Linked DNA regions of Homo sapiens: region 2 is linked to region 1. The links are chromatin contacts, found by Hi-C in ENCODE. All regions are on one chromosome and are shown on one strand. The core of a region is the stretch at or near the end of the contact, and the rest is flanking DNA. Distances in the headings are between cores, read along the strand shown.

Evidence for each region. Hi-C counts contacts between places; a loop is a spot of excess contacts on that map. Pooled maps may share reads with other maps.
Region 2: a map with no recorded cell type shows a loop between it and region 1 (7-fold over the local background). The contact joins two enhancer-like sites. A Hi-C loop is called at or near these places in 2 of 37 single-sample maps with no recorded cell type and 2 of 50 pooled maps.

The regions. Positions count from the first base shown.
Region 1 is chr6:52,531,994-52,539,781 of GRCh38, reverse strand. It overlaps TRAM2 (translocation associated membrane protein 2), which reads left to right. Exons shown (of 11, transcript NM_012288.4): 2 at 3,936-3,999. Among named protein-coding and RNA genes, the nearest start is that of TRAM2, 41 kb to the left of the region's middle. RefSeq lists enhancers at 2,183-2,242, 2,493-2,582, 2,763-2,812. Within about 2 kb of position 3,066, at least 3 of the 41 ENCODE cell types and tissues checked have a DNase peak (open chromatin) inside an H3K27ac peak, as active enhancers do.
Region 2 is chr6:53,237,460-53,245,247 of GRCh38, reverse strand. LOC124901332 (a long non-coding RNA gene) reads left to right here. Exons shown (of 4, transcript XR_007059612.1): 3 at 817-977; 4 at 1,104-1,203. Among named protein-coding and RNA genes, the nearest start is that of MIR5685, 36 kb to the left of the region's middle. Within about 2 kb of position 4,292, at least 3 of the 41 ENCODE cell types and tissues checked have a DNase peak (open chromatin) inside an H3K27ac peak, as active enhancers do.

The DNA.
Region 1 (7,788 bases), core at 1,817-4,316:
CAGCACCGACTCTCTCCTGCTTAGTCACTGTGTTCATTTAAGCATTTGCTGAGTGCCGCTCTGTTCTGGGGCAGTTTGAAGCCATCCATGGATGTGCACCTCAAACAAGGCAAGTCAGATCATCAAGGCAGGTCAGATCCCCACGCTCCTACAGCTTATGTTTCCCCAAGGAAGAGACAGTTTAAAAATAAAGATAAATGCTTTAGAGCTGTACACTTAAAATGGGTGATTTTTTTTTTTTGTTGTGTAAATTATACCTGAATACAGTTGTTAAAAAAGAAAAAAAATCTTGGCCCTCATGGTGCTGACGTTCAGGTTTTCCCTGATACGTTTGATCCTTATTATTTGTGGATTTTGTTTTTGCAAATTCGCTTACTTGCTGAGATTTATTTGTAACCCCCAAATCAGCTTCTTTGGTCATTCACAGAGATGTGCAGAGCTGCAAACACTTTTGGGTTGCCCAACACTCACATTCCCAGTTGAGGCCAAACAAGGCGACACTCTGCCTCCAGTTCCGGCTCTCATCCTGTAGACAGATGTCCTTTTCGTAGTCTCTTTAGTGCCACATTTTTTGCATTTTTCTGCTGCTTTTTGGTGATTTCACTATTTAAAAATGGCCCCCAACTGTCATGCAGAAGTGCTGTCTAGCATCCTAAGCGTAGGATGACTATGATGTGCCTCATGGAGATAGCATATGTGGTTAGACAAGCTTTATTCTGGCATGAGTTATGGCGCTGTTGGCCATGAATTCAATGTTAATGAATCAACAATATATGTTAAATTAGGTGTCTTTAAACAGAAACACACATAAAACAAGGTTATGAATTGATCTGTTGACAAAAATGGGACCAGAGGCTTGCAGGAACCTAACCCTGTATTTCTCCCAGGAACAAGGTTTCAGTGTTCACTAATTCAGTGTTTGCAGTGACTTGAGAGAACATAATTCATGTGAATGATGACAGTTAACTGTATATGTTGGGTGAGGGCAAGAATATATGTAGAGCCCACATACCAGATGTCTATCTTCCTTTAAAAAAAATGCAAAAGTTCTCAGACTTGGCAGCGCATTGGAATGCTCTGGGGAGTTTGACAAAATGCCCATGCCCCAAAGAGTCTGGTTTAATTGGCTGGGGTGTGGCTCAGGCACAGAGATTTTAGAAGCTCCCCCAGGGATTCTAATGTGCAGCCGGAGTTGAACACCAGTGCTCTTCCCATTGAATGATAATGTGTCCTAGAAGTGGACCCTGGCCAACTGAAGGAGGCTCTGTGGGGGCCAGCAGCACCTCCTCATACCCGCCCAAGACCCAGAGCCCAGGGCAGGGTGTCCGGTTGGCCCAGCTCCTGCCCTGAGGAGAGGGTCTATCCCCTCCATCCTCCCATCCCCCGTAGTGACCCCACACACATCCTATGCCCACACACAGCTGGAGAGAGGCTTCCCTCAGGAAACCCTGGTGCCATTAAGAGAGGAGAATGGATGGCAGACAACCCAAGCCCCACAGAGGTCTCCACCCTGTGCTCTAAAAGACATGTGCATTTCTTGAATGAAATCAAGTGGGAGATATGTGCCTAGGCAGGGTAGAGTGTTTGGTTTATGCCTGCCTGCTTTCTCCTGGCTCCTCCTTTCTCTCATTTCTTCCAACTCCTCTGATCTTCCTTCACAGGGATTTCAGGCTGAGAAGATGAGGTTTATTTTCAGAGGAGTCATGTCAGACAATATGAAGTGTTAGGTGGTTGGGCCAGGAATGACCTATATGAGTGGAGTTCAGAGAGGGAGAGCCAACATGGCTAGCGTGGGCAGGAGGGGCTCTGTGGCAGAGCTGGATTCAGGTGGCTTAGTGCCTGGAAAGGTCTCACAGAGAAGGCCGTTGATGGTAGAGGACAGCCTGGATGATGGCACTGGGGGCAGCTCCCACGACAGAGGGGGAATAAGTACAGCTGAGTGAAGCTGACTTGGCTTTTGATTTTTCATCTTAAGCAATGAGCCGTTACTGAGCACTTACTGTGTGCATCTGGGCTCCTTACGTAAGAGGGGCTGCGAGGATAAATGGGAACGGGACGGCACAGTCCCTGCCTGTGGGACTGTGAGGAGTCTGATGAGAACTGTGGAGGAGGTGAGAGCCTGATGAGAACTATGAACAAGGGTATGGAAATGATAAATACAGCAGAGCATGACACAGAGTGCATCCGGCAAGCAGAGATCATGCCCCTTGAACAGCTGGGAATGGCTTCACAGAGGTTACAATTGAGGTGGGTCATGAAGGGATGTGTGAGATTCTAATCAGGAGAGCTGTGTGTGTGTGGTGGTGGGTATAGGAAAGGTAGGACGCAAACTGAGAGTGGCTAAAACTCCCCAAAGGAAGTGGTGAGTAGAATATATTGGCTGAAACCCAGCACATCTGTTCTAAAGAAAATACAGGCAGTTGGACAGGAAGGTAGGTCGAGAACACTGAAAAAGGTCTTGACCAAAGGTAATAAGGTTTTAGGGTGGGGATTAGGAAGACCTGTATATTCGGATAGGGCTTGGTGTTTTCTATCACTCCTCTTAGCTAATCTCATTTGGGTTTTTCCCTGCAAGCCTGATAGGACATGTCTAAGGCTGCAGCACAAAGACACGAGAAGTCTTGTCCTGCATCTCTGTGTACAGAGTAAATGACACCCACTGAATGGGATGGGTCTTGTTGACCAGGGGAGTGGGGAGATTTGCTCTTTAAAGGAGAGGGTTGTCTCTAGAGGTAGCTGAGGATAGTGACCTCTCACTGGCATGTCTGGGCAACACAGGGCATCTGTGATGTATCATTCACTCATTTCCATGCTGCCTTTGCCACTGTCCAGTGTGTTTGTCCTCCACCCTATCCCTCACATGTGCATCCTTCAAACCTCTGTTAGAGAAGAACCAGCACCCCTTTATTGACGAGGTGTCTCCAGAGGGCCCTTGGGAAAGGCCTGGTCCTGGGCTGCCTCCTCACCTGGCCTTGCTGCAGGTTTCAGAACAGTGTGGATGGTGGTTCTCAGGCCCACCTGCACATCCGAAACCTCTGGGGAGCTTTGAACAACGCTAGCAGCTGGGCCAGCGCCACACCAGTCTGTAGTACCCAAACTAGCTGAGGTATTACAAGCACCCCTGATTTTATGGACAAGCAGACTGAGGCTCAGCGTATAAGATTACTTGCTGGTAGATACATAGCAAGAAAATGGCAGAGCTGGCATTTGAACCCAGGTAGTCGATTCTTGAGTCCAACCTTCAAACCCCCAGGTTTTGTCATCCCTCCCCTGCTGGCTAAACTGTCACAGTACTGATTTGGCCATTCATAACTAGGTGGCAACCACAGTTTTTTGTTTCACAGCACAACTAAGATTTTAAAGGCAGTTTTTGAAATAAACAAACCAGGAATGTGGGATGTTACTTCTGGCCCCATGCCTCCCAGTAAGGTAGATGTGAAATTAGCAGCTGGAATTCTCTGTTTCTGAAGCTCAGGTGTCGACTTTCAGGGCTGCTCTCCAATGCACAGGCAGCCAAAGTGCTGTGGAAACCTCAGCTAGGTCCTAACCTTCTTGAAGGTTGTGACTTTATTTATTAGTTTCTGTCTTCCACAATGCTGATGCACAGAACTAAACTGATAAATATCTGAATGAACGAATGGCTGACAAATTTGTACTATTCACTTGTGAGCTCCTGTCCTGCCATGCACAGCTTGTTTCATCTCATCTGCAGTGAGTACCAGTCTAGATACCATCTGAGTCCCAGGGTACAGGTATTGAGAGGTATGTCATTAAAGAAAAATAGAACAAAAACTAATGCTAACTCTGCATTAGGCAGAACCGTTCAGTCAAGAGGTTTGAGGGTCTAAGATGTAAAAGGGGCGGTTAGCAGCTTCCACTTGTTTCTTTTGATGTGGCCAAAAGCTAAACTGGAACTCTTTTCCTTTGTTTTACAGGTCACAGCCAAGACTGCCTTTCTATTTATTTTACCTCAGTATAACATTAGCGTGCCTACAGCAGGTAAGAATCACTGGTCTCCATCTTCTCCTGGCCCTGTTAACCCTGAAGGACCTGGAAAGCTTCCTTTTCCCCATCTGTGTACAATTTTTTTTTTTTCCCCCATGACGGAGTCTCTGCTCTGTCACCCAGACTGGAGTGCAGTGGCACAATCTTGGCTCACTGCAACCTCCACATCCCAGGTTCAAGCAGTTCTCCTGCCTCAGCCTCACAAGTAGCTGGGATTACAGGCGTGTGCCACCACGCCCTACTAATTTTTGTACTCTTAGTAGTGAAGGAATTTCACCATGTTGGCCAGGCTGGTCTCGAACTCGTGACCTCGTGATCTACCTGCCTTGGCCTCCCAAAGTGCTGGGATTACAGGCATGAGCCACCACGCCTAGCTGTGTACAATCTTTTTAGATATTTCAACCAGCCTCTGGCAGCCTCCACCACTGAGATTGCAGTGGTGCAGCATTAACCGCTAAGAACTTCCCTCTCTTCTGCTCTCTGTCTTCTTCATCAGAAGAGGACCTGCTGCACCACGTGGTGCTTTGTGCAGCTCCTACTCCTTTCTCCAAAGCATCTAACATTGAGTTCTGTTGGAGACAGGATGTGAGGCATCATGACCATTGATCTGTTCTCCAGAGCATGGCTTCCTTTTAACATTTTCAGAGGAGAATGGGCAGGATGTTGCGTTTTGATAGTGCATGGAAGCATGGTTGGGGCCCAGGGTGCTGCACTCTGACTGGGTTGGGGTAAGGACCAAACCTCAGGCCCAGCCACAAGTCTTGTCACAGGACTGTTGTTAAGGCTCACTGACTAGAGCTGCTGCATCACAAGCTTCCCCCATAGTGGCTGAGCATTTCCAAGCACTTACAGGGAGCCCAGCCAGCATCATGCCAGGTACCAGAGCGGCCTCACAGGCAGTTCCCAGTACAGTTGAGGGGCTACAGCTCAAGGAGCAGCAAGGCCAGGCAGGTAAATCGCTGAACTGGACAGGGGAGAGGGTCTATCTAAAGGAGTAGCTGCTGCTCACTTCCAGCCAATTGTCACATAGGAGTGTAAAACCTGTGAGCCTAAGAGCTTCCTTTTCCACCCCCTACAAAAGAATCCAAAGAAATCTCTTTTTAGGTAGAAATACTCTGATTTTTAAATGTTGCCAACTAATTTAGAAATTCTGCAAACACCATGCGGGTCAACATTGTGTAAACCAAACCAACACATCTGAAGGCTGAGTCCAGCCCTCGGGCACAGGTCTGCAACTTAGGGGTTCTCCGATCCCGCCACCAGCACCAGAGTATCGCTCCTTTCTCAGTGGCAAAGTCCTGGGCAGCCTCTTGATGAACAAAGGAAGGACTTTTGTTTGCTGAACCTAGTTCTTTCCTCTTTATTCTTTTTGTTGTTGTTGTTTGTTTGTTTGTTTGGATGGAGTTTCACTCTTGTTGCCCAGGCTGGAGTGCAATGGCCTGATCTCGACTCACTGCAACCTCCACCTCCCGGGTTGAAGCGATTCTTCCGCCTCAGCCTCCCAAGTAGCTGGGGTTACAGGCATGCGCCACCGTGCCAGTCTAATTTTATGTTTTTAGTAGAGACAGGGTTTCTCCATTTTGGTCAGGCTGGTCTCGAACTTCCGACCTCAGGTGATCTGCCCACCTTGGCCTCCCAAAGTGCTGGGATTACAGGCGTGAGCCACCGTGCCCAGCCTTTTTTTTTTTTTTTGGACGGAGTTTCCCTCTTGTTGCCCAGGCTAGAGTACAATGGCGCGATCTTGGCTCACTGTAACCTCCACCTCCCGGGTTCAAGTGATTCTCCTGCCTCAGCCTCCCAAGTAATTACAGATGTGCACCACCACGCCCGGCTAATTTTTTGTATTTAGTAGAGAAGGGGTTTCAGCATGTTAGTCAGGCTGGTCTTGTACTCCTGACCTCAGGTAATCTACCCGCCTCAGCCTCCCAAAGTGTTGGGATTACAGGCATGTGCCACTGCACCCGGCCTTTTCCTCTTTATAGTAGAGAGGTGACTTGTCTTGACTTTAAGGTGAGATTCTTTTCCTTGTCTGGCTCTGCCAGCTACTAGCTAAAGGACTTTGGGGGCAAATTCCTGAACCTGTGGCTCATGGAGGATATAGCCATGAATCTTTCCTGGGCCCACCATCCCCTGCAGTCACTGTGGCCAGGCTTGGAAGGAAGCCATGCTTTTCTGGGGCAACCAAGTCAGTTTCTTCATCTGAGAGTCAAACTGAGGGACATTGGCAAAAGAGGAAGAAAGCTCTATGCTACTAAAGAGACTGGAGAGCATCTCTGTCCTCAGTGGGCCAGGAAACATGTGGCCAGCACCAGTGGTCAGGAAGCAGACAGATGCCCGCTCATCCCAGGGCACACTCTAGTGCTGGGGGGCACGTGGATGATGTGGCTCAGGGCTATGTGTTCTAAGTCAAATCCGGGCTTATTTACTCTTGCCTCTTGAAAATCCTAATAACAGAGACTTGGCTGTACTCAAGATTTACTGATTTATTTTTTAGTTTAAAAAAATTGTAAAATCTATATAACATAAAATGTACTATCGTAACCATTTGTAAGTGTGTAACTTAGTGGCATTAGGTACATTCACATTGTTGTGCTACCATCACCACCATCTATCTCCAGAACTCTTTTCATCTTGCAGATTGAAACTCTGCCCACCAAACCCTAACTCCCCTTTCCCCACCCCCTCTAGCCCCCAACAGCCCCCATTCCATTTTCTGTCTCTGTGAATTTGACTACCTTAGGTACCTCATATAAGTGAAATCATATATAGTATTTGACCTTTTGTGACTAGTTAAAATTTATTCTTAAACACTTTTTCAAAATACATTTATATGAGTGATATATAACTCTTAGAGAAAAATTATAACACAGAAAACCATAAGAAGATAAAAGTTACACAGGACCCCATCACCCAGAAAAAAACTAAAGTTAGAACGTTTTGGAATATTGATTTATAACACAATTTTTTGTTTTTATAATATGATGAACCTTTTTGTGTGTCCTCGATTATCATTCCATTTAACCAGATATTCTGAAAAGCTGCAGGATGTTTCTTAATAGGGATTACCACAAATTATCCAATCAGCCCCATATGGATATTTAGGTTTCCTGTTTTTATTGTAAATAGTACTACAGTGAACATTCTTGTGGCTAAATTTTTACATTTATTTGTGATGACTTTCTTAGGATAACTTCCTATTACTGGAATTTCTGGGTTAAGTAGTATGTAAAGGTTTTATGTATGTATTGCCAAAATACCTTCTGTCATTTAATACTCATGACCCATAAACCCTAAATTTAAAGTTGTTTTGTAAATATAAAATGCACAGGATTAAAAAAAAATCAGAATACCAGTTTATAAATGTCTATAGAGATAGCCAGTCATCAAACATTGTGCTGGTGTTTTCATTACATTTCTCCCTGAAGTCAACTTACAGGGGATGCTGGATCATACCCCACATACCCAGAGCTGTCTTACTAATTTACCATGAGAAAGAATTATCCTGGAGACCAAAAAAGTTGAAGTGCATGTGATTGGGCATCCTTTTATTATAAGAAGGGCTTATTTGTGAAGCCAGATCATGATCAGAGGGTTGATTTTTGAGTTTGAAACCTTCCCAGAGACATTGGCAGACAAGTGATATCCTCAAGCATTCTTCTCACAACAGCATGAGAAGCATAGACAGCACACTCTAGAGCTGAACTCAGACCCTCTGGGCAGAAAAAGCTTCCTACAATGTTTGAGTAAGGCGGAGTGGGGGTAGTGGAGTGCCACTGTGGATCA
Region 2 (7,788 bases), core at 3,043-5,542, 700 kb before region 1:
AGAAAAAAAAAAAAAAAAAAACCACAGGAGACTCTAGGGAGGCCACCAGGCCTGTCAAGGTTGCATGGTTCTCAGGTGGCAGGCTGGTATCACACCCCCCGCCCTGACTCACAAACTGTTCCTATTTTCATTTCCTTCCCCTTAAAAAAAGTAGAACTATCTCACTGATGTAAGAAGAACATACTTGGCTTTTTTTCTCGTAAGGAGTCTTAAAAAACACACTGATAGTTGACACTGTATATATCAAGGTTTTCTGGCAAAAATTTCCATGGAATGTAGTTCAGAGAGATGCTCCAGAAAAATTTTTAAAAAGCCTCTGTGGTCAAATAAGCTTGGAAAATGCAGTATGTTTGTTCCTGCCTTGGAATGTCATCACATACATAAGCTTAATAAAACTTCTCAGAAGTCTATAGTAAAGAAGTTCTAGTTCAGTTTTCCCTTTTCATATAACACCCATTAGCAGGAGGCAAGAAATGCTAGTACAGAAGTGGCTTCATGTCTTTTCTCTGTCCCTTTCACTTGTTGCGTGGCTGGTTTAGCACTGTAGGTGGCTCTGGCCTGAGTACGCAATGTGACCCTTTGGGAGTCAAGCAGGTGAGTGCATCCCAGAGCCTGCTGATTACCACCCATTCTTCCTTCCTTTCTCATCGACGGGAACCCCATTTTATGTGGGTCAATGAGTGCTGAGGCTCCCTTGAAGCTTGGTGTGGCCATGTGACATAGTTCTAACCCATGAGATGGGAACAGAAGTCTCTAGAGGGACTTTCAGAAAAGCTCATACATGCATTTTTCTTCATCATTCATTTTCCTGCCTAGAGTGCAGAGGCAATACATGGAGATGCAGCAGCCATCTTGTGACCATGAGGACAAAGATCATTTACCAAGGATGACAGAAGAGAAAGTTAGCAAGAGCCTTGACCCCTGATGAGGTGAAGTCATTTCACCAGCCTATCACAGCTTCTAGTCTTCTTGGGAATGTAAGAAAAACAAACTGTTATTTGCTTAAGCTCTTATAGCTAAGTTTCTGTTCCGTGCAGCTATTATTCTAATCAAAATAATGTTTCAGTGTTTATTCCTGAATATCACATAATTTTGCTCTGTAGGTGTCATCTTGGCTTTCTTTATGAATGGCAATTACTGGCTGGGTGCGGTGGCTGAGATGGGTGGATCACTTGAGGTCAGGAGTTCGAGACCAGCCTGGCCAACATGGTAAAACCCTGTCTCTACTAAAAATACAAAAAAATTAGCCAGGTGTGGTGCCACATGCCTGTAATCGCAGCTACTTTGGAGGCTGAGGTAGGAGAATCACTTGAACCCAGGAGGCGGAAGTTGCACTGAGCCAAGATATCACCATTGCACTCCACCCTGGGCAACAAGAGTGAAACTCTGTCTCAAAAAAAAAAAAAAAGAAAAAGAAAAGAGAAAAGAAAAGAAAAGAAAGGCAATTACTGGATAGGGTCTAAGAAGTTTACAAAGCAGGCCAGCAACAGCATCAAGTCATTCAAGTCAGTGTTTCTCAATGTGGCCCCCAGACCAGCAGCCTCAGCACCACCTGGGAACGTATTAGAAGTGCACATCCTCCGACCTCGCCCTAGACCTGCTGAACCTGAGACTCCAGGGGTGGGGCCCAGCAACTGGTGTTTCAGCAAGCCCTCCTGGTGCTCCTTACATACGAACTTTTTAGAACCATTTTAGAACTTAGTTTAGAACTAACATTTTAGAATTTAGTTACACATTCAACCTCAATGAATTTGTAAACCCACGAAAGGTCACTTTGAATGAAATAGTTGAGTTTGAACAGCAAGACTCATGCCCACACCTAACAACAGAGCACAGGCTTTGTGAGAAAAGGTGTCTGGCTTTGCCTTGGAAATTCAAACTGAGATAGAAGTACTATAAAGGGGCCAGGTGTGGTGGCTCACGCCTGTAATCCCAGCACTTTGGGAGGCCGAGGTGGGCGGATCACGAGGTCAGGAGATCGAGACCTTCCTGGTTAACACGGTGAAACCCCGTCTCTACTAAAAATACAAAAAATTAGCCAGGCATGGTGGCATGTGCCTGTAGTCCCAGCTACTCGGGAGGCTGAGGCAGGAGAATCGCTTGAACCCAGGAGGTGGAGGTTGCAGTGAGCAGAAGGAGCAACTCTGTCTCAAAAAAAAAAAAAAAGTACTATGAAGGTAACAGTGACAGAAATGGAAGCTACCACCACTTAAAGAGTGTGGTTAATTGTGGTTCATGTCAAGGTACCAAGAGGCTAGTGTTGCAATTTTCTTTTCTCTACACTTTGCTTTGCTTTGAGATGGAGTCTCACTCGGCTGCCCAGGCTGGAGTGCGGTGGTGTGATCTCAGCTCACTGCAACCTTTGCCACCTGGACTCAAGCGATTCTCCTGCCTCGGTCTCCCGAGTAGCTGGGATTACAGGCGTGCGCCACCACACCTGGCTAATTTTTGTATTTTTAGTAGAGACATGGTTTCACTATGTTGCCCAAGCAGGAGTCTTGAACTCCTGACCTCAATTAATCTGCCCACCTCATTCTCCCAAAGTGCTGGGATTACAAGCATGAGCCACTGCTCCCAGCCAGTATTGCAATTTTCACAGGAGGCTTTCACTTTACCTTTTCTTAATAACATACTGTTCCCTTGCCTCCAACTTGGTTCACTGGATAGAGTATATAGATAAGATTTGTACAAATCTCAGCAATTTAAGAATTTGCAAATGTGCATAGGAGTGAAGACAAGGTAAGAGTGCGATTAGAAATGCTCAGTGTGGCTGGAAATGTAATGAGCATGCTTTATTCTCACTCTCAACTTGAGATCTCCAAACTCACTCTATTCCATCCCACGGTATCTGCTTTCTCCTTTCTATTAAGCAACCAACCATTACTGAGCATTCTCGATTTTCCAAGGAAGGTGCTCATATATTTTTGGTGAATCCCATGAAGCCCATATTTGTAGCGGACATATGCTGTAATCCCAGAAGCAGAAGGGACCTGGTCCTCCTTTCTCCACTCTCCCCACACTGTGGAAGCTTCAGGGCACAGAGGCGATTGAGAGTTGCTCAGCAGCAGTGGTGCTGAGCATTTAGCTCTGGCCACAATATCCGGTGGCCAGTGCAGTTGATGTCAACATCAGTTTCCCAACCAGACCAACCCTGAGGCTTTGCCCTGCATGACTTTCCCTGCTCCCTGAGCTCCCTTAGGTTCTGCTAAGCCTGGTTCTATAGCCTTCCCTTCTATTGTGTGAATTGTCCAAAACTGATTCAATAAATTCCTCTTTTGCCTAAGCAAGCCAGAGTCACTTTCTGTTCGCTTTCAACTTAGAAGTCAAAGTAACATAATATTATTGCCATCTTTTTTAAGTGAAGACACTGACATTTGGAGGTCAAGGAACTTGCCAGATGTGTAATACCCAGCCTCCAAGATGGCCCCCAGTGATCTTCACCTCTTAGGTATTTATTTGCATAGTCTACTCCCATGTTGAATTAGGACTGGTCTGTGTAGAGTTCAGCAGGGATAATATGTGACTTCTGAATTGAGAGCATAAAGGACTTTGCAGCATCTGTCTTGCTCTCTTGGATTGCTTACTCTGGGCAAAGCCAGCACCATGCTGTGAGAATGTATTTACCATGTCTTTTATTTTTGTATTTTTATGCCTGTCCCAGGACTAGCCAGTTTTTAGAAATAGCAAACAACCATGAGGGTGCGTCACAAATGTAAACCAATCAATCCAGAGCCCACACACTGCCACCTCCATTATGGGCTCTCACCCTCCAGGCCACTATCCACCTGCCCTAATCACCCCAGGAGTAGGAACTAGGCAACTAGGGATAGCCCGTATGGCCCAGAGCCTGCTGAAATGATTCAAACTATTCAATCCAAAGCCCAATTACCCTCCCTCACTCATTCCTTCCCACAGAAACCACAATAAAAGTTTGTGCCCCTGGCCAGGCGCGGTGGGTCACGCCTGTAATCCCAGCACTTTGGGAGGCCAGGGCGGGCAGATCACAAGTTCAGGAGAATGAGACTACCCTGGCTAACACAGTGAAACCCCGTTTCTACTAAAAATACAAAAAATTAGCTGGGTATGGTGGCACACACCTGTAGTCCCAGCTACTCGGGAAGTTGAGGCAGGAGAATCACTTGAACTCAGGAGACAGAGGTTGCAGTGAGCCAAGATCTCACCACTGCACTCTAGCATGGCAATAGAGCGAGACTCCATCTCAAAAAAAAAAAGTTTGTGCCCCTGTTTTCACTCTGCTCCCTCTGCCTCCTGACTGATCTTGGTACTTCCCCATGTGGCTGGTGTGACACACCCCTTCCTCTTGAGATCTGTGAGCATAACAAACTATCTTTTTATTAGCAGTCATTCCTGATCTGATGGCTTTGCCATACCTAAATATTAATAAAACCTATATTTTAAACAGAGAACACTCAAGTACCATGTGGTGAAGCCCATATGGAGAGGAACTGAGGCCTCCCACCACAGCCAGCCCCCATTGGCCAGCCAAGTGAGTGGGCCTCCTTGGAAGCAGACCCACCAGCCCCAGTTGAACCTTCAGATTAGGGCAGCCCCAGCCCACACCCATCTGCAGTCTCATGAGAGGAGAGAATCTAAGCCAGACTTCCCATTCAAAAAGATCCAAAATTTGCAACCTACAGAAACAGAGACAATACATGCTTATTGTTATTTCAAGCCACTAAATTTTGAAGTAATTTGTTCCTCAGTAATGGCTTCTAAGTGGAGGAACTGATTCCTCCACTAACCCCACTTGGGGTTTCTTGTTGCCTCTCCAGTGTGCCAGTGTGAAAAATAGCAAGATACCTTGGGCTTCTGACTCAAACAGTAAGAAAAAAATTGTAATTTCACATAACAAGAATTCAAGATGTAGAGAGCATCTAGGGTAGATTAACAAAGCAGCCCAGTGATCTCACTCAGGCCCCAGATGATTCTCTTCATTTCTCTGCTCACTCAGCCTGTCAGCTGATCATTCTCTTTTTCAAAAGATGGCAGCAGCATTGCAAGCATCTCATACAGACAGCGCAGTTGAGCGCTGTTATTGGTTTAGACCAATGGGAGCACAGTTATTGGTTTAGACCGATTATCAATGGGAGTGCAGTGATTGGCTTAGGCCAATAACCAATGGGAGCATAGTGATCAGTTTTCCTTTGGGGATGAAGCTTAAGAGTTCTTCACTTGATCACATAGGGCTGGGGACACCCTTGAACAAAATCCAGGTTCTGGCAACAAGGAAAACCTATGCACAAGGGTTGGGGTGACGAATGACTTAGGTACATTATCTTCTATATAAGCCATCAAGGGGCCAGCTGCACTAGCGAGAAGGGCAATAGAGGCCCAGAGAAGGTGTCGGGAAAGCAGAAGAGTCGGGGCAGGTAGGTCAGGGCCAGTTGGAGGGCCTTGGGCTTTACACACAGAATGAATAACCTGAATGAGTCATTACCTAAACCACTGTTCCTTCACTCCATTCTCCCTCCTGAGAATGGGTTATGCACCTGCTCACACATGTGACTGTTCTTTCACATCACCAGTTTGGGTTGGGATGACATGACCCAGCTGCCTCCAGAAGCCTCCCAGCCAATGGACCCAGAGCAGGCTGTGGGCAAATCAGTCAGGTGGTGGCTGCTGATTGGAATTCATCCACATTCTCAGGGTGGAGAGCAGCAGATGTGTGCAGCCTCCTCCCCTATGGAGGGGATGCTATTTGTTTAAATGGTGGTTGGTGATGCCAGAAACACTTGGCCTCATTTATCTGGATATAGAATAATCCAGCACAAATAGATCAGTAGTAGTAGTACAGCAGCGATAGTAGCCCAACCCTTTTACTTTGTAGACATAGAAAACCAAGTTCATGTTGAAGTGACTTGGCCAGGATCACAAAGACCAAACTAGAACTAAGACTGAGTCTTAAGACTCTTGCTTTGATTCTGTTTCTCATTATACCTTGTAGGAAAAGTTTCTATGCCAAATTCTAGGCCAGATCTATAACGTCATTTTTCTGAGAAACAAAACTGCTTTAGGTAAGTTGTTCTAATAGTTCCTCAAGTTCATCTGAAATCTACTAATTATGTTTGATATGGAGACTTATTTTTAATGTTGTGTAATTAGACTTGCAAGTTCCACCCTTAAAACTTTTTATCTGTTGTTTACCAACACAGGCCAAGATTCCAGCTAATAATATTTTCAACCACTTTTGTCATTCTCCAATAAATTACATAGAAAATTGTCAAGAGTAATTCCTGGCCGGTCATGGTGGCTCACACCTGTAATCTCAGCACTTTGGGAGGCCTAGGCAGGCAGATCACGAGGTCAGGAGTTTGGGACCAGCCTGACCAACATGGTGATACCCCATCTCTACTAAAAATACAAACAAACAAACAAAAAATTAGCCGGGCGTGGTGGTGCGCACCTGTAATCCCAGCTACTCAGGAGGCTGAGGCAGGAGAATCACTTGAACCCAGGAGGCAGAGGTTGCAGTGAGCCAAGATTGCGCCACTGCACTCCAGCCTGCACAACAAAGTGAGACTCTGTCTCAAAAAAAAGAAAAAGTAATTCCTTTCCAGTGACAGCAGAAATCAGAGACTTCAAGTCTCCAGTTCAAGTTCACTGGACTCATTACTTCAAAGGGAGTATAATAAGCTCCCTGAGATTATCTTTCTGAAGTAACTCTTTTCTGTCTATCAGCTGACTTGCAACTGATTGTGTACTTGACACAGATCCACATGACTCGGTGCAATGGGAATAGTCCAGCAGTTTTGAATTCTCAGATGATTTTCGCTCTTTGTTTCTTGTCTTGTTTGAAGAGATCAAAAGGGAGCTCTATCGCTGTGTGATAAGTATGTTTCTATCACTGTTTTCCATAGCTTTCCCTTCCAAGATCCATTATAACTTTGGAAATGTGGTGAAATGTGTCTTACCAGACTAAATCTGGTAAGGTTTAGTCTAGGGGTGTGTGTGTGTGTGTGTGTATGTGTGTGTGTGCATGCACGCATGCCCGCATGTATGCTAGGAGTAGGCAGAGTGGGGAAAGGAGGTAATGTGGGGGTTGCAATTGTAGCACTTGGATGAAAACATGGATGTTTAGCACACATCTACAATAAACATGATCTTCATTATTTTTAGTTAGCCACATTATTATTATACCCAGAAAAATAATTTTAAAAGCTTTCAAAGGTTAAAGAAATGATTCACAGCAGATAATCAGAATCTAAGTTGGCAGTCTGTTCAGTACCCATCACTACTTCTCCCACTAATTTTCAGATTGCCAACTTGCTATCAGTAAAACATTCTTAGTCAAGCAAACGATTTAACAATTATTTGTCCTCATCCACTTTTGCACACAGGTGAATAAGCTAATGTGGGCTGGAAACAAGATTAGAAACAAACTCTGATTAAACCATTCATTCATCAAATGTACATTAAACACTTACTATCCGACAGGTTTTGTATTACGAGAAAAGAAACAGTAAACAGGAGGCTGGGTGCAGTCACTCGCACCTGTAATCCCAGTACTTTGGGAGGCCAAGGTGGGTGGATCACCTGAGGTCAGGAGTTCGAGACCAGCCTGACCAACATGGTGAAACCCTATCTCTACTAAAAATACAAAAATTAGCCGGGTGTGGTGGCACATGCCTGTAATCCCAGCTACTTGGGAGGCTGAGGCAGGAGAATCGCTTGAACCAGGGAGATGGAGGCTGCAGTGAGCTGAGATCGCACCACTGCACTCCAGCCCGGGTGACAGAGCGAGACTCTCTCAACAACAACAACAACAAG